4 separate regions of the Homo sapiens genome follow, and all the other regions are linked to region 4. Evidence: chromatin contacts called from ENCODE Hi-C or POLR2A ChIA-PET data. All regions are on one chromosome and are shown on one strand. Each heading gives the region's core, a stretch centred on a gene start or an enhancer-like site at or near the end of the contact. The rest is flanking DNA. Distances are from core to core; before and after follow the strand shown. Region 1 holds the start of EPB41 (erythrocyte membrane protein band 4.1). Region 2 holds the start of IFI6 (interferon alpha inducible protein 6). Region 3 holds the start of FGR (FGR proto-oncogene, Src family tyrosine kinase). Region 4 holds the start of ATP5IF1 (ATP synthase inhibitory factor subunit 1).

The links. Hi-C counts contacts between places; a loop is a spot of excess contacts on that map. ChIA-PET counts read pairs that join two places held with the same protein, here RNA polymerase II (POLR2A). Pooled maps may share reads with other maps.
Region 1: a loop to region 4 is called in a pooled map, with 4 times the contacts of the local background. The contact joins the promoter of EPB41 here to the promoter of ATP5IF1 in region 4. A Hi-C loop is called at or near these places in 6 of 50 pooled maps. POLR2A ChIA-PET finds 5 or more read pairs at or near these places in 3 of 52 experiments (B cell, OCI-LY7 and activated B cell).
Region 2: a loop to region 4 is called in a pooled map, with 3 times the contacts of the local background. The contact joins the promoter of IFI6 here to the promoter of ATP5IF1 in region 4. A Hi-C loop is called at or near these places in 3 of 50 pooled maps. POLR2A ChIA-PET finds 5 or more read pairs at or near these places in 4 of 52 experiments (CD8-positive, alpha-beta memory T cell, PC-9, WTC11 and 1 more).
Region 3: a map with no recorded cell type shows a loop between it and region 4 (2.9-fold over the local background). The contact joins the promoter of FGR here to the promoter of ATP5IF1 in region 4. A Hi-C loop is called at or near these places in 2 of 37 single-sample maps with no recorded cell type and 4 of 50 pooled maps. POLR2A ChIA-PET finds 5 or more read pairs at or near these places in 2 of 52 experiments (BJ and GM12878).

What each region holds. Positions count from the first base shown.
Region 1 is chr1:28,912,789-28,919,820 of GRCh38, forward strand. It overlaps EPB41 (erythrocyte membrane protein band 4.1), which reads left to right and starts at 1,781. Exons shown (of 21, transcript NM_001376013.1): 1 at 1,781-1,980. RefSeq lists a silencer at 1,546-2,205 and an enhancer at 2,426-2,585.
Region 2 is chr1:27,668,859-27,675,778 of GRCh38, forward strand. It overlaps IFI6 (interferon alpha inducible protein 6), which reads right to left and starts at 3,334. Exons shown (of 5, transcript NM_002038.4): 1 at 3,265-3,334; 2 at 387-488. The coding sequence starts at 456. It also overlaps the pseudogene RNU6-949P. RefSeq lists enhancers at 528-587, 3,366-3,705.
Region 3 is chr1:27,632,771-27,639,086 of GRCh38, forward strand. It overlaps FGR (FGR proto-oncogene, Src family tyrosine kinase), which reads right to left and starts at 2,415. Exons shown (of 13, transcript NM_005248.3): 1 at 2,295-2,415. RefSeq lists a silencer at 1,491-1,540 and an enhancer at 4,539-4,598.
Region 4 is chr1:28,233,902-28,240,129 of GRCh38, forward strand. It overlaps ATP5IF1 (ATP synthase inhibitory factor subunit 1), which reads left to right and starts at 2,223. Exons shown (of 3, transcript NM_016311.5): 1 at 2,223-2,369; 2 at 2,460-2,551; 3 at 3,936-4,199. The coding sequence starts at 2,283. The coding sequence ends at 4,077. RefSeq lists enhancers at 1,122-1,628, 2,422-2,481 and a silencer at 1,461-1,685.

The DNA of each region.
Region 1 (7,032 bases), core at 531-3,030, 680 kb after region 4:
TGTATTTTTAGTAGAGATGGGGTTTCACCATTTGGCCAGGCTGGTCTCGAACTCCTGACCTCAGGTGATCCGCCTGCCTCAGCCTCCCAAAGTTCTGGGATTACAGGCATGAGCCACCATGCCTGGCCTAATTCTTACAGTAACTCTGTGAGGTGGGAACTATTATTATCCTTCTCCCTCCCCCAACCCTCGTTTTTGTTTTTAGGGATGGAGTCTTGCTCTGTTGCCCAAGCTGGAGTGGAATGGCATGATCCTAGCTCACTGTGGCCTTGAACTCCTGTGCTTGAGCAATCCTCCCACCTCAGCCTCCCACTATAGGTGGGAGTCCCAGCTACTTGGACATATTATCCCCTTTTATGGTGTTGAAAAATGAGGCACAGCCGGGCGCGGTGGCTCAAGCCTGTAATCCCAGCACTTTGGGAGGCCGAGAAGGGCGGATCACGAGGTCAGGAGATCGAGACTAACACGGTGAAACCCCGTCTCTACTAAAAATACAAAAATTAGCTGGGCGTGGTGGTACACGCCTGTAGTCCCAGCTACTCGGGAGGCTGAGGCAGGAGAATCGCTTGAACCCGGGAGGCAGAGGTTGCAGTGAGCCGAGATTCCGGCACCGCACTCCAGCCTGGTGACAGAGCGAGACTCCGTCTCAAATAAATAAATAAATAAATAAAAGAAAAATGAAAATCAAACCATTAGAAAAGGCTGGAGACTAAGAATTGAACCCAGGCAATCTGTTTCCAGAGGCTGTGCTGGGATCGTGAAGGGGCTGTGATTAGATATCAGGAATGTCTAGCTGGCATCTACAGACTCTGCTGTCAGATGGCCTGGCTTCTTATCCTGTCAGTTTTAAGTCTCTCTGCTTCAGTTTCCTCATCTCTAAAATAGAACACCAGATCCTATCTTACCTTCTAGGTATCATGCTTAAAACAAAAGCCTTCTTTCTGCACTGTGGGTCCGAAGCCTGTTCACAGACCAGCCTAGCAGGGAGTAGGAAGGGTCAAGGGGTCTCTGACACTTCTGGAAGGAAATAAAGACACACTAAGCAATTGTCAGAGCAACCCTCAGTTCATCTGGAGACCAGACCTCGGAAGCTAGGTCTTTATAATGTTGAGATTGCCAGGGGGGAATTAGGAGATCCTTAAATGCAGAAGACAGGTTCAATCTTGGCGTGGTCTCAACACTTAGCTTCCATTTCAGGCCTTACACAGCTGGCACGAGAGGTAAAGTCTCATCGAATGTCAGGGTTGGAAGGGCGCCTAGAGACAGTCAAACTAGTGGATGGGGAAACTGAGGTACAGAGAAGCTGAGTGACTTACCCGAGGTCACTAAGCGTTTAGGGGGAGTCAGTTGGGGTAGCCTGGCTACAACCTCTACGCGAGTTACTTCCCTGAGGCTTCCAAATCTCGGCCTCTTACTTGGAAGGAGGAAAGGGCCTCACCGTCCAGGGCTCTAGCTGCCTCATGCCCCACGTGGGTGCTGCGGGATCCCGGAACACCCCGGCTCCAGACCGGGTTCGACTTGCGCGTGCGCACACGCGGCCAGCCCCTTGCCTTTTCCTCTCTCTTTTTCGTTCCCCTCTCCTCTCCTTACCGGCCTAGGGGAGGGGGGAAACAAGGGGAGCTAGAAGTTGGCCTCAGCCAATGGGCGGACGGGCCGCGGGCCCGGCCCCCTCCTTCCCTCCGGCGCGGCCCAATAGAAATTTACTACAATGTTGTGGCGAACTGAGGGGGAGGGGCGCGGGCCGGCGGGCGGGCTGCGGGCCGGGCTGGCCTCGCCTCGCAGAGGGAAGGCGGGAGGGCGCGCGCCAGGGTCGCTCGCTCGCTCCCTCCCTCCGCTGGTGCGTTTAGTCAGTCAGCCAGCAGCAGCCGGCGGGCCCGCGAGCCGCAGAGGGCCCGAGCCTCGGACGCCGGCGCCTCCTCCTGCCATTGTTCGTCGGGCTGCAGCAGTGGCGGGCGCAGGAGCCCGGCCCCGGAGCCACCGGTGAGGCGAGGCGGCGGCGGCGGCGCGGGAGCCGGGGCGGTGGGCGTGGAGCTGTCCCCGTGGGGACGGTCCTGGCGGCCGCGGCGGCGCTGCAGCCTCTTTGTCTGCAACCCCCGACAGGCCCCGGGCCGGGGCGCGGGCTCTCCCGCGGAGGAGCCTCGTGTGCACGCCGAGTCGCCAGCCGGGACGCGGCCCGAGGAGCGAGGGGCGGGCCAGAGCCGCTGAGGAAAGGGGAAGGGGTTGCGTCGCGGGAGTGTTGGAAAGTTAGGCTTGAGATGTATTTTTGACGGTCCCCTCGGGTGCGTCAATCACGGTGCGGTGTGCAGGAGCCTCGGGAGGAAACCAAATGCGGAGAATCGCAGGTTTCAGACGGTGAAGGTGTTGCGTGCAGCCGCGGAGCGATTTCTTCCTGGCGAGGGAGCTGGGCTGTCTGCAGAAGTCAGGCGGAATCTGAGGACTGCAGGGAGCCCTGGCAAGACTTCGCAGGCCTTCCCGCCACCGACGCCTGCATCATTGAAAAACATGTTCCCCCTTAGTCTTCTGGGTTCCCAGCGAGCAGAGGGTTAAATCTATTCTCTCAGCGTCGTGACCTCCTTTTTCAGTTCGCGCATCTGTCGGCTTGGAAATCTTCCTCCGTGCTCGCTGGGCTGCTGTACCTGTGGAGAGGCCGGGTCTGGGCTCGCCCTCCGAGATTGACCAGCAGGCCATTATTCCTGGGGAGGTTTTGCCAAAACAGGTCATGCTCCCCAAGAACAGGCATTCTCTTGAGAAAAAGTGATCTCACGTGAAACAGATTGCTGATGGACTGGTTTCTGGCCACATGATAGCGACTGTCATCCTGTTGTTTCTTTAACTGTACCCTGTACCCTGCCATAAATGACTAGTCTGTGGAGACTTGTTTTTTGGCATGTAGTTGTTCATTAGGAGATAGTTTTTTCTTTTTCCTTTTTTTTTTTCAGATGCTTTTTTTTTTTTTTTTTTTTGTAGTCTGGGTGATTTCACAGCTGCTATTTTCTTCCCTTCTGTTTTTAGGGAAAATTGCAAGAAATGGTTGTGTCTTGTGTCTTGGATATTATTATAGTGGATTTATACTCTCTTGAGGATGTACTGTAGTCAATGCTGTTGCTCATTGTTGTTTTCTGTATTCTCAGTCCTGGCAAAAATTTTAGTTGGTTTGATCCCTTTAATCAAAAGCAGGATATATAGCCCGTATATGTTTCTTCCCGTCCCAGTTTTGTTAATGTAGCACTAACCCCTACTTTTTATGGAAACTTGATGTACTCTTCATTTTCCTTTTCTGTAAATTGAAAGTGTAATCAGTTCTTCGCCAGTTGTAAAATTTTTGGTTTGGGGTGTTATTAATATAATCCATGTAGCGTACATGCTATCTGGCGTACAGTAAGCACTCAATAAATGGCAGATTCAAAAATAGATGTAATAACTGAACACCAGATTGCCTTAGAATCAAAGTAGTTAATTCAGTGTGCTTTCTATAAGAAGCTTATAATTAAGGTAAATATAGATATTATTCATACACCTGGGGAAACAAGTACAGTATATCTTTGGCACTATTAAAAGTGAACTATGTCGGGCACGGTGGCTCACGCCTGTAATCCCAGCACTTTGGGAGGCCAAGGCGGGTGGATCACTTGAGGTCAGGAGTTCGAGACTAGCCTGGCCAGCATGGTGAAACCCCATCTGTACTAAAAATGCAAAAAAGTAGCTGGGTGTGGTGGCATGTGCCTGTAATCCCACCTACTCAGTAGGTGGAGGCAGGAGAATCGCTTGAACCTAGGAGGCGGAGGTTGCAGTGAGCCGAGATTGCACCACTGCACTTCAACCTGGGCAACAGAGCAAAACTGTCTCAAAAAAAGGTGAACTCATTGTTGAACATAAGTTCAGAATGCCAACCTTCTGATTCCTCTGTCTTCTACCAACAAAACTATACATTTTTCCTTGTATGTTTGAATTCAGGCTTAGAAATAAATGTTTTTAATCTGTAGGTTTTACCAAAATTCTCCCAACAATTTTTTTTTTTTTTAAACAGGGTCTCATTCTGTCACCCAGGCTGGAGTGCAGTGGCATGATCACGGCTCACTGCAGCCTTAAACTCCTGGGCTCAAGTGATCCTCCTGCCTCAGCCTCCCTAGTAGCTGGGACTATAGGCGTGTGCCCCCATGCTTGGCTAATGTCTTTTTATTTTTTGTAGAGACAGTCTCACTATGTTGCCTAGGGTGGTCTTGAATTCCTGGACTCAAGAGATCCTCCTCCCTGGGCCTCCCAAAGTGCTGGGATTACAGATGTGAGCCACCTCACCCGGCCTCTCCCAACATTTATTAAGTGTTTTATACCAAATGTCTTGTAAGTTCTTATGCAATATGGCTACAATCTACCTTTCCACCTTTATTCTCCTTATTTTTTGTATTGTGCAACCAAATAGAACTACTCTGTAATAACCCTTGCTTTGCCATCTCTCTCTCTGTGTGTGTGTGTGTGTGTATGTGTGTGTGTGTATTTATTTATTTATTTTGAGATGGAGTCTTACTCTGTCACACAGGCTGGAGTGCAGTGGCATGATCTCAGCTCACTGCAACCTCCACCTCCTGGATTTAAGCAATTCTCCTGGCTCAGGCTCCCAAGTAGCTGGGATTACAGGCGCTTGCCATCATGCCCACCTAACTTTTGTATTTTTAGTAGAGTTGGGGTTTCACCATGTTGGTCAGTATGGTCTCGATTTCTTGACCTCGTGATCCACCCGCCTCGGCCTTCCAAAGTGCTGGGATTACAGGCATGAGCCACCGTGCCTGGCCCTGTATACATATGTTTTTAGAGACAGGGATCTTACCTTGTTGCCCAAGCTGGAGGGCAGTGGCATGATCCTGGCTCACTGCCGCCTTGAACTCCTGGGTTCAAGTGATTCTCCCACCTGAGCCTCCTGAGCAGCTGGGACTACAGACGTGCACCACCATGCCCAGCTTTTTTTTTTCGTTTTTAAAACACGGGGTCCTGCTATTGTTTCCCAGGCTGGTCTCAAACTGCTGGTCTCAAACTCCTGAGCTCAAATGATCGTCTCACCTCTGCTTCCAAAAGTGCTGGGATTACAGACATGAGTCACTGTGCCCAGCTTAGTCTGTATTACAGACATGAGCCACCATGCCTGGTGTGTAATTGTTGGTGTGAATGATAGAGTTTGCTTACTTTTTTTTAATGTAGTAATCCAGTTTCATATTGCTAATCTGATTTCATAACTTTAGAATATCAGTGGCCATGAGAGGCTGAGTTTGGTTCTGAAATCAAGAGGAGCATAGATGTAGACCACAGTCTGTTTCCTTGTTATCTAAGAGGCAGGACAGCATAAGTGTTGCCAGTGTATTTTTGTTTTTCTTGTCTTTTCTGTCTCAGCCTCCTGAGTAGCTGGGACTACAGGCACACACCACCACACCCAGCTAAATTTTTGTATTTTTAGTAGAGACGAGGTTTCACCATGTTGGCCAGGATGGTCTCCAATCTCTTGACCTCGTGATCTGCCCACGTCCGCCTCCCAAAGTGCTGGGATTACAGGCATGAACCACCACACCCAGCCAATGGCCTGTATTTTTCTGAGTTTCATCAAGTTTGTGTTTGGTTAAATGCATATTCAGATGTGGATTCATTGCTACCTCTATATTTGAATTTTTTCTTTAATTACTTGAACATGGAATCACTTTATTTTGTGAGCTAAACAACAATAATTCCAATAACTTTTCTTATGAATAACTTTGTTTTTTTCCTCTAAATAAAGCCCCCAAAGATGGCCTCTGAATTAATCAGTTATGGGCCTTATGTATGTGAAGGATCCAAAATTATTGAAAAGTAATTGCTAGCTAGGTGCAGTGGTTTATGCTTGTAATCCCAGCACTTTGGGAGGCCGAGGCCCACGGATCACTTGAGCCTTTGAGTTTGAGACCACTGCATTCCAGCCTGGGCAACAGAGTGAAATTCTGTCTCAAAGAGAAAAAAGAAAAAGTAATTGCTTGATTGCATTTATCATAGCATTTAGTTAGAGGAGAGGAGAGGCAGATGCCAAATGTATGTTATTTTTTGTTGTTCATTTAAGTTTCTTGGTATGTCACTGGTGGCTTTTACTGTGCGTCCTTTTTAAGAGTGGGTTCATGGTGTGTTTAGTCAAATGCAATATAACTTACTCTGGAGTGCACACTGGGTTAGATTAGTATTTTGATTTACTCTGCTGCTATTTAATGAATACATAGAAAGATAAAGAAGAATGCTGTAGCAGTGAGGAGTATTCAGAACTTGGAGGTGTTAGAAAGGAGAACTTTGATATTTTATATTGAGTGCTGATCTCATTTAGAACTACCCACCTTACTGACACTTTGCTTCAAATATTGGTTTTGGGAAAATCCGATTATGATGAAAGTCTGTTTATACTTATTTTGCTGATTTTTTATTTAAATTGAATTGTATCCACTTAAAATATTTGAAAATAAATTGGCTAGCTCTTTGAACTTTGGAGAACAGCAGCCAGTATAATTCAAGGAGTAGCTTGAAGAGACTTTAATATCCCCTACCCGCTAGCTTCGTCAGCTTCCCACTAAGTCACCCTAAGTAAACATGCAATCTGGGTAGGAACTGGGAGCTTGATATCCAAATATTCTGTCTCTCCTTCCAGTCAAATTGCTATCCTTAAAAGTCCTTTCTTTCTTTTTTTTTTTTGAGGCAGGGTCTTGCTCTGTTGCCTAGGCTGGAATGCAGTGGCATGATCTCGGCTCACTGCAACCTCTGCCTCCCGGGTTCAAGCGATTCTTCCGCCTCAGCCTCCTGAGTAGCTGGGACTACAGGCATGCACGGCTAATTTTTGTATTCTTTGGTAGAAACGGGGTTTCACCATGTTGGCCAGGCTGGTCTTGAACTCCTGATCTCAAGTGATCCATCTGCCTTGGCCTCTGAGAGTGCTGAGATTACAGGCATGAGCCACAGCATCCAGCCCAAAAGTCCTTTCTATATAGAAATTCCAGAGACATTCTGGCGTCATGCTTTTAAATTATTTATTGT
Region 2 (6,920 bases), core at 2,084-4,583, 560 kb before region 4:
TGAAACTCTCTCCTTTATCCCACACTCCTCCCATCCCCCAGCACCCTTATATGCCTCCTTACTTGTCCCCTTACCTGCACCCTTATCTGTTCCCTTACCTGCACCCTTACCTGCATCCTTACCCACATCCTTACCTGCATCCTTACCCGCATCCTTACCCGCACCCTTACCTGCATCCTTACCTGCATCCTTACCCGCATCCTTACCTGCATCCTTACCCGCATCCTTACCTGCACCCTTACCTGCATCCTTACCCGCATCCTTACCTGCATCCTTACCCGCATCTTTACCTGCATCCTTACCCGCATCCTTACCTGCACCCTTACTTGCATCCTTACCTGCACCCTTACCTGTCCCCTTACCTGCATCCTTACCCGCATTCTCACCTGCCTCCACCCCACTGCAAGTGAAGAGCAGCAGGTAGCACAAGAAAAGCGATACCGCCTTCTGCCGCATGGTGGCGCCGCGCGCGGGCTCCGTCACTAGACCTGCGAACGGGCGAGAGGGAGATGGTCCCCGGAGCATTTTTGGAGCTCATCAGCTCCGTTGTTTTCCCTTCCAGTTCCAACTGAATCAGTAAAAAGCAGCGAGGTGTGGTGAATGGAACCCAGGATCCCTCTCAGGAGCCTCGGGAATCCGTTTCCTCTCCGCATCAGTGGCAGAGATGTCCCTGCCCCAACCGGTGGGTGTGCGGATTCTGTGCGGATTCGCACGGTGTTTGGCACGTGGTAAGCTCCGCAGATGTCAATATCATGACTGTGGTTGTTCCTGGCCTTGTACCCAAGTGACCTTGGGCAGGATACTAGGGTACTTTGCTTCTCTGGGCTTCAGTTTGTTTATTTCTAAAATTGGGGTATTAATAGAGTCTATTTCAGAGGGTACTTGTTAATTTAATAACTGTTCCACGCTGTATCCCCGGCACTTTGAACAGTGCCTGACGCATAGAATTTGCTTTAAAAAAATTTTTAAGACAAACTCATTCTTACAATGCATTGAATATCTACTGGCACCAAACGTTGGCCTCACATCAACTTAATTTTTTTTTCAGAAAGAAAGCACAGAAGGGTGTGTGGAAAAAGAAACTCAGTTTCCCTCACCGTACGAGAGGCTTCTGACAGCAGAAGTGTGGGGGTTTCTCCCCACCAGCAAGCAAACAATCAGTCCTCTGGTGAACACCAGCTGAGGGTCCCCAAATTCAATTCTGACACCACTATGGGTAGATAGTGGCCGATCCCACATGTTGAGGGTTCAGTCCCCCAGACTGCCAATCGAAAGCCCTAGGTTGTTTTACCTGTGTTTCTGACTGACTATAAACTGGGGTTCCCACAATTCCCTCCTGCAGTTTTACTAATTTGCTAGAGCAGCTCACAGAACTCAGGGAAACACTTTACTTACATATACTGGTTTCTTTCTTTAAAAAAAAAAAATTGATCTTGTTGTTGTTTTGAGACAGGGTCTCACTCTATTGCTCAGGCTGGAGTGCAGTGGCCCCATCTCAGCTCACTGAGACCTTCGCCTCCCAGGCTCAAGTGATCCTCCCACCTCAGCCTCCAGCATAGCTGGGACTACAGGTATGCACCACCACGCCCAACTAATTTTTTTTTTTTTTTTTGAGATGGGGTTTCACCATGTTGCCCAGGCTGATCTTGAACTCCTGAACTCACGCAATCTGCCTGCCTCAGCCTCCCAAAGTGCTGAGATTACAGGCATCAGCCACCATACCCAGCTACATTTACTGGTTCCTTATGGATATTACAAATGCTCCGGATGAAGAGATGCATAGGGCAAGGTATGGGAGAAAGGGCATGGAGTTTCCATTCCTCTCCAGAAGCACCACCCACTGGAGACCTCCTTGTATTCGGCTATCTGGAAGCTTGTCAAACCCTGTCCTTTTGTGTTTTTATGGAGGCTTCATTACATAGGCATGACTGATTAAATCACTGCCCATTGGTAATCAGCTTAACCTTCAGCCCCTCTCCCCTCCCCAGAGGAAATGCCAGCCATCAGTCAACTTATTAGACAGTTATCACTCAAAAGATATTTATCACTTTGAAGATTCCAAGGATTTTAGGAGTTGTATGCCAGGAACTGGGGGATGAAAAAATATATTTTACAATATCACAAGGGATAAAGGTCACACAGCAAATTGTGCAACATGGGTACACATTCAAGACAGTCAGAATTCATGAACCTATGCTCTTTCCTTTATACCACAAAACTGGAAAATGCATATGCCCTCAGACTCACCTCTAATATGATCTTTGTCAGATCAATGCTATTTTCTTAAGTTAAAAAGAAAAACAAGAAACTCCTCTCATGTATTGAGTACTTAGCACTTTATGGCACGCAGTCCACTTGTACCTATAACAACACCACGAAGTAGGTACCATTGTTATCAACCACATGTTATAGATAAGGAAACTGAAGCTCAGAGAGGTTAAGTAATATTCCCAAGGCTGCCTAGCCAGGTCATGGCAAAGTCAGGGTTTAAACCCACAATTGGCTAATACCCAAGCCCACATTTTTTTTTTTTTTTTTTTGAGATGGAGTCTTTCTCTGTCGCCCAGGCTGGAGTGCAGTGGCGCAATCTCATCTCACTGCAAGCTCCACCTCCCAGGTTCATGCCATTCTCCTGCCTGCCTCAGCCTCCCGAGTAGCTGAGACTACAGGCGCCCACCACCAAGCCCGGCTAATTTTTTTTGTATTTTTAGTAGAGACAGGGTTTCACTGTGTTAGCCAGGATGGTCTCGATCTCCTGACCTCGTGATCCGTGGGTCTCGGCCTCCCAAAGTGCTGGGATTACAGGCGTGAACCACCACGCCCGGCCACCAAGCCCACATTTTTAACAACCACTCCAGATGGCTTCATCTATCCTTAAAGATGAACTCACTGTCACATTGGATCCTATAATAAAGGGGATTCTAAAATCATCCAGTCCTTTGAGCAGCAAAGGCAACTTAACTTTCCTTTTACAGAGGAAGTAATTAAGGCTCCAAGAGGTGACAGTGTTAAGGCCACAGATCGCTGATATTGCACCTGTAAGCTGGGTCTCATGCCACTTGGGGTTTTGCATCCCATCTCCCTAAAAATCTCCAACCCATCCTCTTAGACAAGTCCCAGCCCAGAGCACTAAAAGGGACCCAGGAGTGCTGCCTCCCAGGAGAAGGGGCCTCCTGGCTCTCAGAACATGAGATTTACAGGCAGACAGGCAGCCTGGCAGAGGGTGGCAGCTTGATGCCCACACTTCATAGCTCCTGAGTTTACCTTGGAGGAGAGAAGAGAAGCAATCTTCAGCCCGGAGCCTGCTGATAGATGGGCACAGCAGCGAGTAAACGGTTCTCCGGCTGAAGGCTGGCTTTTTATCATCACTTGTGGATCCTCCCACGTCTCACCCTAGGCAGCCAATCCCTGTCGGAGTTTCTATTTCTGCACTCTGCAGTTTCATTTTCCCCTCTCTCCCAGCTCCTGCACTCTGCAGAGTTTCATTTTCCCCTCTCTCCCAGCTCCGCCCAGCGGGAACATTTGTGTGCTGCCTGCTGGCAGAAAAATGCACTTCAAGCTGAGGACTTTTGGAGCCGCTAAGGGTATTCAAAGCATGTCACACTATGATGAGAGCCACGGCCATACTGGGCTTAGTGAAGCCTGATCACCAGCTCCCCCTGGGGCACACAGGCCTTTCACCATTCAGTCCAATTAGTAAACAACACCTATCATTTATTGAGCACTTGCTGCATGCCAGGGTCTGTGCAAAGTGCTCTATTTACATGATCTTTTTCCAATCCCACAGTAGTCATGTGACATACCATATGCTGTTTATAAACCCCCAGAACTTTGGAAATTAAGTCACTTTGTTCCATTGTTCTCTCAGGCTGGCTGCTTCTGGGTCATGGGCATATGGTAAGACCAGTGAAGCCTGTGTTCATGTGGCCATCATGATAGATCTTGAGTTTCAAGATGGGTCCCCTGGCCCTAGGTAATGAACTGAGCATTCTTTAAAGCCTTTGGATGGTGATGCTTGAAGTGCTATGGGTCAGAAATGCAACCTCTATTTGGAGAACATAGAAATTCCAGTAAGGATGAATCATTGCCTTCTCCCAAGTGGAAGGGGTCTGAAATAATTGACCTGCCACCAGATGGCTGGCTATTCTCATTGAGAAATTTTGCCATATTGCTACCTGCTGCTGGCAGATTGGCTATATTTTGGCAATTGCCAGATCAGTTTTGGTGAGAGGGAGCCCAAGTTGTTGGACTCATTTCTAACCCCCATCCTTACCACCTTGGACACTCATAGGTCTATTGCAAGGCAATAGTGAGGCTAAGTTTAGAGGCTGGCTGACATCCACAGGATGGGACATCCTGGCCATTGGGCTGTAGAGCCTCCTCTGCAGCAGATGATCTCTGGTCAGCATTAACATGAGACATAGAGATCCAGGTGCTTTATGCCCATTCAGAGTTCATTCTTATGCCCCTAACCCACACCTGCTTATTCCCAATCTTCCAATCTTGTTCCATCCATGCCTTTGACCAACCAGCCAAGCCATTTGCCTCTTATTAGGAATTGGTGTATGTCTGTACTTCAGTCCATCTCTCTCTCTCTCTCTCTGCATACAGAGGGAACAACACGGTATACTGCTCCTAGTTCTGCCCCCTGGGAGGATTCACTATTATTCAGTGCCACCCCCAAATGGGGCTGTAATAGAGTGGTCCGTTTCCAGCTGATACCAAAATATTATACTGACTTATCTGTGAATTGAGTTTGACTCCTTTCCTCCATTATCTGTTGGTTGCTGGGAACACTCCATGAGGCCATATATATGGGTCAAAGAGAAAACCCAGAGAAACAGAGTTGGGCGCCACAGGACTCTGAGCTCCCTGTTTATTTAATTTACTCAAGCCTTTTAGACCCCTTTGCTCAGCCTTGAATATACCATTTCCATCATATATTTTTTGTTTTGTTTTGTTCTTTGTTTTTTGTTGTTTTTGTTTTTGTTTTTGAGACAGTCTTGCACTGTTCCCCAGGCTGGAGTGCAGTGGTGTGATCTTGGTTTACTGCAACCTCTGCCTCCTGGGTTCAAGCGATTCTCCTGCCTCAGCCTCCCAAGTAGCTGGGATTACAGGTGCGCGCCACCATGCCCGGCTAATGTTTTTTGTATTTTTAGTAGAGATGGGGTTTTGCCATGTTGGCCAGGCTGGTCTTGAACTCCTGACCTCAGGTGATCCACCCACCTCTACCTCCCAAAGTGCTGAGATTACAGGTGTGAGCTGCTGTGCCTGGCCTCTTTGTTGTTTTGTCGGTTGGTTGGTTGGTTTGTTAGAGACAGGGTCTCACTCTGTTGCCGGGGCTGGAGTGCAGTGGTACAATCATAGCTTACCGCAGCCTTGACTTCCTAGGCTCAAGAAATCCTCCCAACTCACCCTCCCAAGTATCTGGGACTATAGGCATGTGCCACCACACCCAGCTAATTTTTATATTTCTTTTAGAGATGGAGGTCTCACTACATTGCCCATGCTAGTCTCCAACTCCTGGCTCCAAGTGATCCTTCTGCCTCGAGGTCTTAAAGTGCTGGGATTACAGGCATGAGCCAATGCGCCCAGCTTCCATCACATATGGAACTGCTGCTCTACCTTTCTGATAATACCCAACTTAAGATATATAGCTACCTGGCACCCAGTGGTGAGATGTGTAGTCACTACTGGGGCCCAGTGACACATCAGGGCCTCTTTTCCCAAAGGGACCACAGTAAGCATAGCCTTACTGCAGAATCCTAAGAATCCTAACCGTAATTCTCCTATGTGGGCTTTCAGAAACTTTCTACAGAATCTTTTTTCTCCCTCCCTACAGAATTGTTATCCACCTTCACACAGATACATCCAGCAACATTGTAGGATCATATAATCAGAAGTGGCAGCATAGCTTGTTTTGTGGCCTGAACCTGCTACACAGTTAAGAGGAAAGAAAAAAACCAAAATGACCTAATGTGCTTTTTCTTTTCTTTTCTTTTCTTTTCTTTTGAGACAGAGTCTCGGTCTGTCGCCCAGGCTGGAGTGCAGTGGCGCGATCTTGGCTCACTGCAAGCTCCACCTCCCGGGTTCACGCCATTCTCCTGCCTCAGCCTCCCGAGTAGCGGGGACTACAGCCGCCCGTCCCCACGCCTGGCTAATTTTTTGTATTTTTAGTAGAGACAGGGTTTCACTGTGTTAGCCAGGATAGTCTCGATCTCTTGACCTCGCGATCCCCCCACCTCGGCCTCCCAAAGTGCTGGGATTATAGGCGGGAGCCACCGCGCCCGGCCTGCGTTTTCTATTCTCTCACTGAACACAACAATCGCCACAGACCAGATGTGTGGGTGGGTTTTTTTTCTCACGCCCCAAGCAGCAGACACCAGCTGGGTGTCCTCCGATTCAATTTTTTTTTTCTTTTTTTTTTTTTTTGAGATGGAGTTTCACTCTTGTCGCCCAGGCTGGAGTGCAGTGGTACTATCTCGGCTCACCGCAACCTCCGCCTCCCGGCTTCAAGCGATTCTCCTGACTCAGCCTCCCATGTAGCTGGGATTACAGGCATGCACCACCACACCCGGCTAATTTTGTATTTTTAGTAGAGACGGGGTTTCTCCATGTTGGTCAGGCTGGTCTCGAACTCCCAACCTCAGGTGATCTGCCTACCTCGGCCTCCCAGAGTGCTGGGATTATAGGCGTGAGCCACCTTGCCTGGCCTCAATTCTTTTTTTTTTTAATTATTAAAATAAAAATATGGAACGCTTCATGAATTTGTGTATCATCCTTGCACAGGGGCCATGCTAATCTTCCCTGTATCATTCCAATTTTAGTATATGTGCTGCTGAAGTGAGCACTTTTTTTCTTTTCTTCAGACAGGGTCTCACTGTGTCACCAAGGCTGGCTCAATCACGGCTCACTGCAGC
Region 3 (6,316 bases), core at 1,165-3,664, 600 kb before region 4:
AAGGGATGGGAGTCTAGATTTCACAGTGTGGCCAGACAGGAAGCCCCCTCCCTGGTCCCTCAGGGGAGTGGGGCGGTGAGGGGGACATCCTGCCTTTTCCCACCTTAGGTCAGCCCAGTCTGCTCTGCGTGGGAAGAGCCCTGGCCCCTACTTCCCCAGCTCTGGGGTTCCCTACCCAGCCTCCTGAGGTCTGGCCACTTCCTTTGCCACATCAGCCCCAGGTGGCTGCAGAGATCACCCAAACATCCACTCATATGCTCAAGGGTTCATGCTCATTCACTCAGAGCCCAAAACATACAAACACTCACACCCTCACTGGAGGAGGGTGTGAGAGCACCTACTCACTGGAACAGGAAGTAGTCATGAAGCCCCTAAACCCCACACCCTCCTCCCCGGAGGGTACATGAAACTTGGTAGGGATGAGGTAAGGATTCAGGCCTCAGCTCAGGCTACATCAGAGACGAGATGTCCTGGAATTCTGGTCCCTACTGTTGGCCCTGCAGGTTGCCAACTCCCAAACCTCCATCTTCCCATCTGTGAAGTGGGAACAGGGTCCTGCTCTCCCATCATCACCACAGTCGGAAGGATGCCAAGGACATCAGGGCCCCTGAGAGTACACACCCGAGGGGCGGCCAACTGGATGCAGCACCAGAGAGGGTGTGAGACAGATTTTAACTCTGCTGACCTCCCCAGTATGGGCTCTCATCAGAGCCATAAACTATTTAGACGCCAACTGTGTGCTGGTCCCTGGAGGCCCTGTCAGTGAGAGCCGGGCAGTCTGGTCCCCCTCCATGCTTTTTGTTGTTGTTGTTGTTTACAGACAAAATCTCACTCTCTCATCCAGGAGCTCTCACTGCAGCCTTGAACTCGTGGGCTCCAGCGATCCTCCGGCCTCAGCCTCTGGAGTAGCTGGGACTACAGCAGGTGCCACCACTTCCAGCCTTCTGGCTAACTATATTTTTTTGTAGAGACAGGACGGGGGTCTCCCTGTGCTGCCCAGGCTGGCCTCCTCTGCATGTTTTTGAGAAGGTGAAGGGGAGGCTCGCTGAGTCAGGGATAGCCCTTAACCCTTCAGGACACTCAGCAAAAACTGCTTTCTGCACCTGATTCTCGTGGGGGAAGAGTGGACACAAGGATCATTTCTCACCATAGTTCAGATGAGGAAAGTGAGGCCCAGAGAAGCCCTGTAACTTGCCCACAGTCACACAGCAATTAAGGGCCCAGTCTTGCTAAGAACCCAGGTCTCTCAAACAGCAGATCCTCCACCCCAGGATCCCTGAACACAGCGGCATCGCCTCCTACCTCGGTCGGGAAGCCCACCCCCCACCCACCAGACCGAGGATTCCAAAAGGGGGCGAAGGCGGAGAGCAAAGGGGGCTGCGCCCACCCGGAGCCCCGCGGCGGCCCAGCGCGGCCCGCCCTCTCGTTGCCTTGGAGGCAGCCCCTGCGGGCACTCGCGGTCAAAGGCAGGATTTCCGTCGGGGCGGCAGCAATTCCCGGATCCAGCGGGGAGCGCGGGCCGAGACCGCCGCGGGCGCGGAGGGGGCGCCCGGAGAGGCCTGTCCCTGCCGAGGGCGGGGACTTCCCCAGGAAGCGGGGACCCACGCCTCGCGCGCCCGGCAGGAGTCCCCTGCAGCCCGGAACCTACCGCAAGGGCGGGCCGAGAGGGTCGCGGGGCCGCGGTCGCGGCCGCTAACGTTACCCTGCGGGCTGTGGGCTTCACCCCGACTTCGGCCGGCTCGGAAGAGGGGAACTTCCTGGACCCGCAATTGCACCCCAGGTTCTCCGTCCTCCAGAAGTCGTTCTCCTCAACCCCCTTCCCGCCAGCTCCCTCTCCTGTTCCCTCCAGCACCCCCACCCATTTCCCCTCTCCTGGACCCATCAGACCCGTCGGCTTCTCCCCAAAGTCCCACTCTCACGATCCCTTCAGTTTCTCCCCCAGACCGTCCTGGGGATTCCCCTTAATCCTTCTCCCCCACCTCAGCCCCCTTCCTAAACTCTTATCAGTCCCCTCCATTTTACCCACTAGACCTTTTTGGGGGTCCCTTTGGTCGGCTTCCCCCGTGCTCCCCTCCGCCCTCTCCTCCAGGTTTATCAGCCTTGCTTTTCAGGTCGCCCGTTTTCCTCCTTAGGCCTTTTCGGGCTGGGGTCCCTTTGGCTGTCACCTTGCTCATGTGTCCCCCGACCCCCAGGTTCAGGCTTCTCTTCCCGTGTACCCCCAGTCCTCTCTCCAGAGCCTCGAGGGGGAGGGCACTGCTTGACCTGCCCAGTCCCCACCCGACGCTGTCGCTTACCTGGAGCCCAATTCTGCCCGGCCCCGGGGTGAGCCAGCCGGGGCTCCAGCAGCCGCGAGTGCCGGCGTGCGGGGAGAACTGGGGTGCTGCCCGCCTCTGACCGCCGCCCCTGCTGGGCAGGGAGGAGGAAGCCGCCTCGGACTTCTCTTATTGCAGTCACGGCCGGCGGGCGGTGATGGTGGCAGGGAGACAGTCACGCCCTAGCCCCAAGCCAGCTCCCCGCAGCGAGGAGGCGCCCCCAGATCCTAGGCCCACCCGCCCCCACCTTCCTCCTCCCTGGTTTACGGGAGGTCGGCTCTGTCACCCTCCAGACCTGAGTCCCCAGCCCGGCCTTCCCAAAAGCCCCCTCCAAAAGCGCAGTTTCAGCACCCCCGAAGCACCTGCTCTTTTAGGATCATTGAATTGGAGGTTAAGAGGGGCTTTTCTCCATCACTGAGGACCAGATCGGGACTGGCCTTACTCGAGTTCTCACAGCCAGTTGACTTCAGACTGCTGTCACCAGAGCCACTGGACATGGATCACATGGACCCTGTCAGCACGCCTTCCCTTCCTCAGGGGCTGAGCACTGGGGACACAGGGCTGTTAAGGGTGGTGAGCAGCAGAAGACCCTTCCCTTAGGAAACTGCCTTTCAGAGGAGTGGGAAGGGTGTCAGCCTCCCCCAGGCACCCAAGTTTTAGAAAAACTGAGTAACTGGCTGGGGGCAGTGGCTCAGCCTGTAATCCCAGCACTTTGGGAGGTTGGGTGGGAGGATTGCTTGAGCCCAGGAATTCCAGACCAGCCTAGGCAGCATAGGGAGACACCATCTCTACCAAAAAAAATTTTTCTTAAGTTAGCTCGGTGTGGTGGTGTGCACCTGTGGTCCCAGCTACTGCAGAGGCAGAGGTGGAAGGATCCCTCGAGTCAGGCAGGTCGAGGCTGCAGTGAGCTGTGATTGAGCTACTGCACTCTACCTTGGGTGACAGAGCAAGACCCTGCCTTAAAAAAAAAAAACACAAAAAAAGAATGTGGGTTTTGTTGCAGAAAATGACTTTTTTTAAAAAAAAGAAAGAAAAGGCCGGGTGCAGCGGCTCACGCCTGTAATCCCAGCACTTTGGGAGGCCGAGGCGGGTGGATCACGATGTTAGGAGATCAAGACCGTCCTGGCTAACACAGTGAAAGCCCATCTCTACTAAAAATCAAAAAATTAGCCGGGCGTGGTGGCGGGCGCCTGTAGTCTCAGCTACTCAGGAGGCTGAGGCAGGAGAATGGTGTGAACCCGGGAGGCGGAGCTTGCAGTGAGCCGAGATGGCGCCACTGCACTCCAGCCTGGGCGACAGAGCGAGACTCCGTCTCAAGAAAAAAAAAAAAAAAAAAAAAAAGGAAGAAAAACTGAGTATCTTAGAACATGTGGAAAAAGATTTTTAAAAACAAAAAGAGAAACGGTAGCATCCTCTATCAGTTCCAGTCTCTCTGTCTGATAGGGATCCCTGACCCCTCCTCAATCTGGGGTTCAGTCCCCACTCCCACCACTGTTACTTCAGCCTTAAAGCAAGAACCCGGAATATCCCTCCTGTCCAGGAGAGGAAGAGGTGTGGTGGGGAGGGCTGTTTGGTGGAGAAGGATGTGTCTGTTGGGATGTGGTGAGAGGCAGGGAGAGTGTGCGTAAACACAGAAGTGTGTGTGTGTGTGTGTGTGTGTGAGAGAGAGAGAGAGAGAGAAAGCAATGACATGATGACTTTGCTTTTGGAATCAACAACTAGGCCATGGTGTGCAGGCAAGTGTGTTTCTTTGTATGGGCAGGGGCATGTGGGGATGTGTGTGTGCATGCGTACACATGCTCAAGTGTGGCCCAATGTGCCTGGGGTAACAGAGTGGTGGGATGGAGATAAGAATGCTTTTCTCTTAGGAAATGGGAGGAGGGATGAGGAGGAAGACAGAGGAGCCAGTGGCAGTGCAGGGTCTCTGGAAGAGTGGCTTCACCCTAGCCGGGCAGCATCACCTCCGCCATCAAATGCTCCCTGCCTGGCCATCGGCCCACATGTTCAATTAGCAAACAAGCAAACGTTTATAATTGTGTCTTAGGTGCCAGCCTTAGGGAACACAGAGATGAGAGACTGGTCCCTGCTCTTGGGGGATCCCCCCAATCTATCATGCTCGCTCTGTCATCCTTCAAGGTCTGACTCACAAGCATCTGCTCTAGAGGCCTTCCCTGATTGCTGCCTCTACCCACTCCACACCCCCAGCAGAACCTCAGCATCTTCTGCCTGGGGCACCACTGGTTCCTGGGGGATGGGTGTGTGGGATATGTTTTCCTCAAGGGCAGGGGTCTGGCTCTTGTAGATGCCTCCAGTACCCACACAAGGCCCAGCACACAGTAGCAGGCTTTCTGTGTATAGGAACACGTGAATCAACCAAAGGACAAAGGAATTAACAGATGAACAAAGGAAAGCCCAGTGAAAAACTAAATAATGGAAGGTAAGAAAGAATGAATGAAGAAATTCAAGAATTGATGACTGAATAAGCAAATGAATGGAAGAACAAAATGACAACATTGCTTCTCAGGCCGGGCTCGGTGGCTGACGCCTGTAATCCCATTGTTTTGGGAGGCTGAGGCGGGCGAATCACTTGAGGTCAGGAGATCGAGACCAGCCTGGCCAATTTGGTGAAGCCCCGCCTCTACTAAAAATACCAAAATTAGCTGGGTGTGGTGCCGGTGCCTGTAATCCCAGCTACTCAGGAGGCTGAGGCAGGAGAATCGTTTGAACCCAGGAGGCGGAGGTTGCAGTGAGCGGAGATCACGGCACTGGACTTCAGCCTGGGCGACAAAGCAAGACTCCGTCTCAAAAAAAAAAATTGCTTCTACTTTTTAAAATATGTGTTGGGCCACATTAGTCCCTTGCTTAAAATCTCCCAGTGCCTTACCTTTCATTTTGCTTGGAAAAATAAAAATACAATACATACGATACCATAATAATAAAGAATAATAAAATCCAGCAGCTTTGTCTTGTCCTCTGAGGCCCTGTGTGCTTGGCCCCTGCCTCCTCTCCAGTCCCAGCTTTAGCCATCTTTCCCTTTACCCACATTTGGATCTTTTTCAGTTCCTAGAATACACTGAATTTTTGTCTCACAGTCTTTTTACATGGTGTTCCCTCTTCCTAGGATGCTCTTCTTCTTGCTCTTCACAGTACTGCTTCCTTTTTATTCTTCAATTGAAGTGCCGTCTCCTCAGGGAAGCCTCCCCTGACTGCCACATCTAAGAAGGTCTCCTTATTCTCGGTCTCAGCATCCAGTTTGTCTCCTCTATGGCTATCACAATCTGGAATTATATATTTCTGTGTTCATTGTTTTTTGTCTCTGGACCTCTCTAAACCAGATTAGGGCTCTGACCCAATCTGAGGTCAGGAGACAGCTGGCACTTCTTAGGACGAGCAAAGTGGATTCTATGCCCTCATTCATCCTTTCAGAATAACCTTGATTAGGAACACAGACTCTGGGCCCAGGCTGCCTGGTTTGCAGACCAACTCTGACCTTGGACAAGTTATTTCACCTTTTTTTTTTTTTTTTTTTTTTAGACAGAGTCTTGCTCTGTCTCCCAGGCTGGAGTGCAGTGATGTGATCTTGGCTCACTGTAACTCCCAGGTTCAAGCGATTCTCCTGCCTCAGCCTCTTGAGTGTCTGGGATTACAGGCGTGAGCCACCACACCCAGCTAATTTTTGTATTTTTAGTAGAGACAGGGTTTCGCTCTGTTGGCCAGGCTGGTCTCAAACTCCTGACCTCAACTGATCCACCTGCCTTGGCCTCCCAAAGTGCTGGGATTATAGGTGTGGGCCACCGCGCCCTGCCCAAGTTATTTCACCTTTCTGTACCTCAGTTTCCTCATATGTAAAATGGAAATTTAGTAGACCTCACCTCACAGAAGTCTTGAGAGAAATCAGTGAGCTGTTAGAGGAGTGTTTGGCACATAGTAAATACCACATAAGTGTTCACTATCATTCATTCATTCATTCATTCATTCAATTAAACCTCAACTCTCTGACCACA
Region 4 (6,228 bases), core at 973-3,472:
ACCTATTAAGCAGTTACTCCCTATTCGCCCCCTCTCCCCAGTCCCTGAAAACAAGCAATCTGTGTTCTATCTATATGGATTTACCTATTCTGGATATTTCACATAAATGGAGTTAAACAATATGTGAATACGTATTTCACATAAATGGAATTAAACAAAATACCAGGTAGGGCTGCTATTTTCTCAACTAAAATATAATCAATAAAGCCAGTTTTACTATTTCATAGAAAACAAAGAAGGTTTTGTTTTGTTTTGTTTTTTTGAGGCAGAGGCTTGCTCTGTTGCCCAGGCTGGAGTGCAGTGGCATGATCTTGGCTCACTGCAACCGCCGCCTCCCAGGTTCAAGCAATTCTCCTGCCTCAACCTCCTGAGTAGCTGAGATTACAGGCGCATGTCACCACGCCCGGCTGATTTTTGTATTTTTAGTAGAGACGGAGTTAGTCAGGCTGATCTCGAACTCCTGACCTCATGATCCATGCGCCTCGGCCTCCCGAAGTGCTGGGATTACAGGTGTGAGACACCACGCCCAGCCCCAAAGAAGGTATTTTTATAATCATCAATCAGGTAGATAATCTGGCCCAATTCTCTCATCTAAAAAAGAAGAAACAGAGAAGAGAAAATGAGTTAGAGAAGAGCTATAAACTTCATGAGAGTAAAGACTACTGTTGTCTTGTTCACATTCATTAGATGGATGAAGGGAGGTTAAGGTCAAGCTTTCCCTAGACTCCTACTTATCCTTTTTTTTTTTTTTTTTTTTTTTTTTTGAGACAGAGTTTCGCTCTTGTTACCCAGGCCGCAGTGCAATGGCGTGATCTCAGCTCACCGCAACCTCAGCCTCCCGGGTTCAAGCATTCTCCTGCCTCAGCCTCCCAAGTAGCTGGGATTACAGGCATGTGCCACCACGCCTAGCTAATTTATTTTTTATTTTTATTTATTTATTTTTGAGACAGTTTCTCTCTTGTTGACCAGGCTGGAGTGCAATGGCGTGATCTCAGCTCACTGCACCCCCTGCCTCTCAGGTTCAAGCGATTCTCCTGCCTCAGCCTCCCGAGTAGCTGGGATTACAGATATGCGCCACCATGCCCAGCTAATTTTTCATATTTTTTTTTTAGTAGAGATGGGGTTTCTCCATGTTGGTCAAGCTGGTCTCGAATTCCCAACCTCAGGTGATCTGCCCGCCTCGGCCTCCCAAAGTGCTGGGATTACAGGTGTGAGCCACCGCGCCTGGCCTGCTCTTTTCTACTGCATTGCACCACATTGCCAAAAGTGCAGTTATTAAGCCCATTCAACAATATGTTGCTAACGAAAAAAACAAACTAAAATATTTTTAAAAGGTTTATTCTGAGCCAAGATGAGTGACCATAGCTTGGGGAAACACAGCCTCAAGAGGTCCTAGGAAACTGTGCCTGAGGTGGTCAAGTTATAATTTGGGTTTTCTTTTTTTTTTTTTTGTTTTGAGACGGAGTCTCGCTTTGTCACCAGGCTGGAGTGCAGTTGCGCAATCTCGGCTCACTGCAACCTCCGCCTCCCGGGTTCAAGCCAATTCTCCTGTCTCAGCCTCCTGAGTAGCTGCGATTACAGTCGCGTGCCACCGCACCCGGCTGATTTTTGTATTTTTAGTAGAGACGGGGTTTCCCCATGTTGGCCAGGCTGGTCTCGAACTCCGGACCTCAGGTGATCCACCCACTTCGGCCTCCCAAAGTGTTGGGATTACAGGCGTGAGCCACCGCGCCCAGCCAGAACACTGACACTTCTCATAACAAATGAACGCGATTTATGTATATCTAAGCCAGGGCACATTGGACGTCGGTATCCTGGACATCAGCATCCTGGACACAGCTCCCAAACCCCGAATTCCCCCATTTTATTGATGCTAGCAGGCCAGGGAAGGGAAAACTTCCTTTGGGCTTTGAATAATAACGACTTTAGAATTGAAATCGTGGGCTGGAGGTGGACGCCACGCCTCATTCTGATGGGTCCAAGAGCCGAAATTTCGGCTTCTGGCACTCTCCTCACTCAGCTCTCTAAACTCCTCCATCATTCCTCTTTCCAGTCCTTTGGCCCTAAGCCCTTGCTAGCGGTTGGCTAAGAAGAAACCCGTCTCTTGCTCGGGATTCGCTGTGAGCTCCGGGAAGCCCGCCTCCGCTCTCCCGTGATTCGCTACTCCTGTGTTCATCCGCCCCTCCGTCGACCAGATTGGGTGCTTGGCCGTCCCTGCCATTAGCGCGTAACGAGAGACTGCTTGCTGCGGCAGAGACGCCAGAGGTGCAGCTCCAGCAGCAATGGCAGTGACGGCGTTGGCGGCGCGGACGTGGCTTGGCGTGTGGGGCGTGAGGACCATGCAAGCCCGAGGCTTCGGCTCGGATCAGGTACGCTGCGGCAGTGTCCGCTGCTCCAGCCCCGCGGGCGGATCCCATCTTTGCTTCCGTACCTTTACCAGTGTCCCTGTCTCTCTGCAGTCCGAGAATGTCGACCGGGGCGCGGGCTCCATCCGGGAAGCCGGTGGGGCCTTCGGAAAGAGAGAGCAGGCTGAAGAGGAACGATATTTCCGGTGAGGCTCACCGGGTCCCAAGTCCAGCCCTGGATCTCCCAATGGCCTTCCAATCCTTAAACTGCCAATCGCCCCACCCGTTCCTACCTGGTGCCTTGGGCGCCCCATCCCCCAACAGAACTCCCGGGCCCCAATCCAGTATACCCTAACCCTTGATGTCCCGACCGTTGCCACGTATAGGGCACTCCCAGTTACCTGCACAACAGTTTCAGGCCCCCAAACCGTTTCCACCGGCGGGTCTCCAAAACAACCCACGGCTCAACTCCTCCTTTATCATTACCATCTCCCGCGTGGAGTTCTCCTCAGGTCGTGCGAAACACCCCCAGATTCTTCGCACAGTGTCTAGATCCGACCGCCCAACGTTTGCCTCCCAGCCTGACTCCCTCGGCCCTTACCCACCTGTCACCCCCTCTACGCTCTCCTTCCTCGCCAGCACGCCTTAGCTTTGCAAGCCTGCATGCATTCAGGCTTCTCAGGTGTTTCTAGACCCCCGACTCCGCAAGAGTGAGGATGATGGGAGCTGGTCATGGGAGCTACTTATGGTTGGACACCATCTTCTAAAGGCTTTTGCCCTACTCAGCCCAACCTAGACCTGTAGATTTCCCTCTCCTGCTTAGGAGTATGGAGTGGGCTGGGCCTCCCTTTGCCAGCCTTGAGTTATCTTTAACTGACTTCTGTCCACTCTGGAGAGCAGTGAGGAATTAATCTTGCTTTTGCTTGTCCTTTGGCCTTTCACTTCTGCCTTCTGTTGAGAATTATCACCATGACACCTGCCATACCGTATAGAGAGCCAAGGTACAGCCGTTAGAGACTATCTAATTGAGCCCCTACATTTTGTAGTTAAGGAAAACTGAGGCCTAAATGTGACCAAACCAACATTGTAATCCAGTCCCTTCTTGGAACCTAAATTGAACTGCCAAGTACTGCGCATGCAAGAGACCCTTTATTGGCCTTACAGTGGGCCATTCATTTCTATAGGCAAAGAAAGCTCTAGACAGATTGGAATAGGAAATGGATATTTGCCTTTTAGCTACACCCCTTTGTCTGTCTTCCTCATTTTGTTCCTTTTTTTTTCCCTAAAGGGGAGTCAAGTTCCCTGGGTTGTTCCCCTCATAAGGTATTAGGGACTTGTGTCACATCTCTCTGGAGTTTTCTATTTTAAAGAGGAATCTGAAAGCAATAAGCTCTTTGGTCTTCTTAAGATGGCTACACCTCAATTTAAGATGGGGTATTCTTTCACTAGTTGAGGAGTAGAAGAGGATGACCAGCTAGACTCCCATGGAATTGGAACTCCTATTCCTTGCTTAGACATTACAGGTTATGCTTTGAGATCTCTTTGGGGTGAAGGATTGAAATTAAACCCTGAGCCACCGTGTCCTTGTAGAGCACAGAGTAGAGAACAACTGGCAGCTTTGAAAAAACACCATGAAGAAGAAATCGTTCATCATAAGAAGGAGATTGAGCGTCTGCAGAAAGAAATTGAGCGCCATAAGCAGAAGATCAAAATGCTAAAACATGATGATTAAGTGCACACCGTGTGCCATAGAATGGCACATGTCATTGCCCACTTCTGTGTAGACATGGTTCTGGTTTAACTAATATTTGTCTGTGTGCTACTAACAGATTATAATAAATTGTCATCAGTGAACTGTGTTTGATGCCTTCTTCTATCTGGAAGAGATAGACAGACACCAATGGACTGCTAAAATGGATTAGAGGCGTCCCTGCATCCAGGAACCCACAGACAATGCACAGTGTGATAAGTGCTATGAAACAACACGAGTTGGGGGGATAGGTGTGACACAGACAAAGTACCCCTCCCCGTCTAATTAGAGGTGTTCAGAGAAAGCTTCCTGAAGGATAAATCCCAATCTGAAGCATAAAGATCAGGAGGATCCTGGAGATCCGAAGGAGTCATTGCTTCAAAAGATACAATTAGGCCAGGTGCGGTGGCTCATGCCTGTAATCCCAGCACTTTGGAAGGCCAAGGTGGGTGGATCACCTGAGGTCAGGAGTTCAAGACCAGCCTGGACAACAGTAAAACCCCATCTCTATTAAAAATACAAAAATTAGCCAGGTGTGGTGGCACGCACCTGTAGTCCCAGCTACTCAGGAGGCTGAGGCAGGAAAACCACTTGAACCTGGGAGGTGTAGGTTGCAGTGAGCCGAGACTGTGCCACTGCACTCCAGTCTGGGTGACAGAATGAGACTCTGTCTCAAAAAAAAAAAAAAAAAAGATACAATTGAAAGTACCATCAGTTAAAACAGCATTTTGCATTTTTAAAATGGTTTAGAGGATACTTAATATGAGCTAGTCATCCTTGTTCTAATTTTGTAGATTGAGAGAACTGGAATTAGAAATCATGTGATTTATACAGTCACTCAGCACCTTGGCAGTGAGACTTGTGTCCAGGTTTTTTGACTACTAAACCAAGTCTGTTATTAGCAGAAAATCAGAATTATTTCTTAGGTTATATTTTGCTTTGCCAAGTATTTTGTTTCAAATTAGACTTGAGGGCCTAGTATAACTAAATTATTATACAAACTAGTTGTGTAACTCCTCTAGGCAAAAAAATTTGAGGTGACATTTGGGCCATTAGCAAAACATTTTCAGTTCACCAGTTCAGTAGAGTATTTGCCCAGGATTGTAATGAGTTATTTGTTCTAAGACCCTATCTATCTCACAAGGGCCTGTAGGACCATTGAGTGATAAAAGCTTGGAGAAGTCGCATTGACCTTGTCTGTACAGACAAAACACTAGATAGTTTGACTTGCCCATGAAACTGAACACAGCCAGGTGTGGTATGTGCCTACAGTTCAGCTACTTGGCAGTCTGAGGCAAGACGATTGCTTGAGCCCAGGAGTTCCAGACATGCCTGGGCAGCATTTTGACCCCATCTCTTTAAAAAAAAAAACAAAAAACAAAAAACTAAACTTTGAATTATAATGATTATAATGTTGCTGAATCTCAGCACTGAGGCCTCAGTAGTGCCTATAAATCTTGCAAGTGGCCAGCAACAAAATAACCTGAAAAGATGAAGTTCAAGAAACAATCATACTAAGTCAAATGCCTTTTATTTTAACATTATTAACAGTGCAACACTTGAAAAGTTTAAAAATTGGAAACAAGTATTAGCAAACATCTTTAATTTTGCATATTTGTAACCAAAAAAACAAGGTATACAAAATCCCCTGAATTTGTACATGATGGTGTTTTTTTGACTTATAATCAACAATTGCCTTACTAAGAGTGATGTTCCTGAATTGTTTCCTCAGTAAAGGTGTACCATAGGCTGGGTGCGATGGCTCATGCCTGTAATCCCAGCACTTTGAGAGGCCGAGGCAGGCGGATCATCTGAGGTCAGGAGTTCAAGACCAGCCTGGCTAACATGGCAAAACCCCATCTCTACTAAAAATACAAAAATTAGCCATGTGTGGTGTTGGGCACCTGTAATCCCCGCTACTCGGGAGGCTGAGGCAGGAGAATTACTTGAACCTGGGAGGCAGAGGTTGCAGTGAGCTGAGATTGTGCCACTGTACTCCAGCCTGAGAGACAGAGTGAGACTCCATCTCAACAACAACCAAAAAAAGATTAAATAGGCTAATTTAAATATATCTGAACTTTGTGAAAATGGTAACTCATGGTCTTTTTGTTATGATATACCTGTGGTTAATTT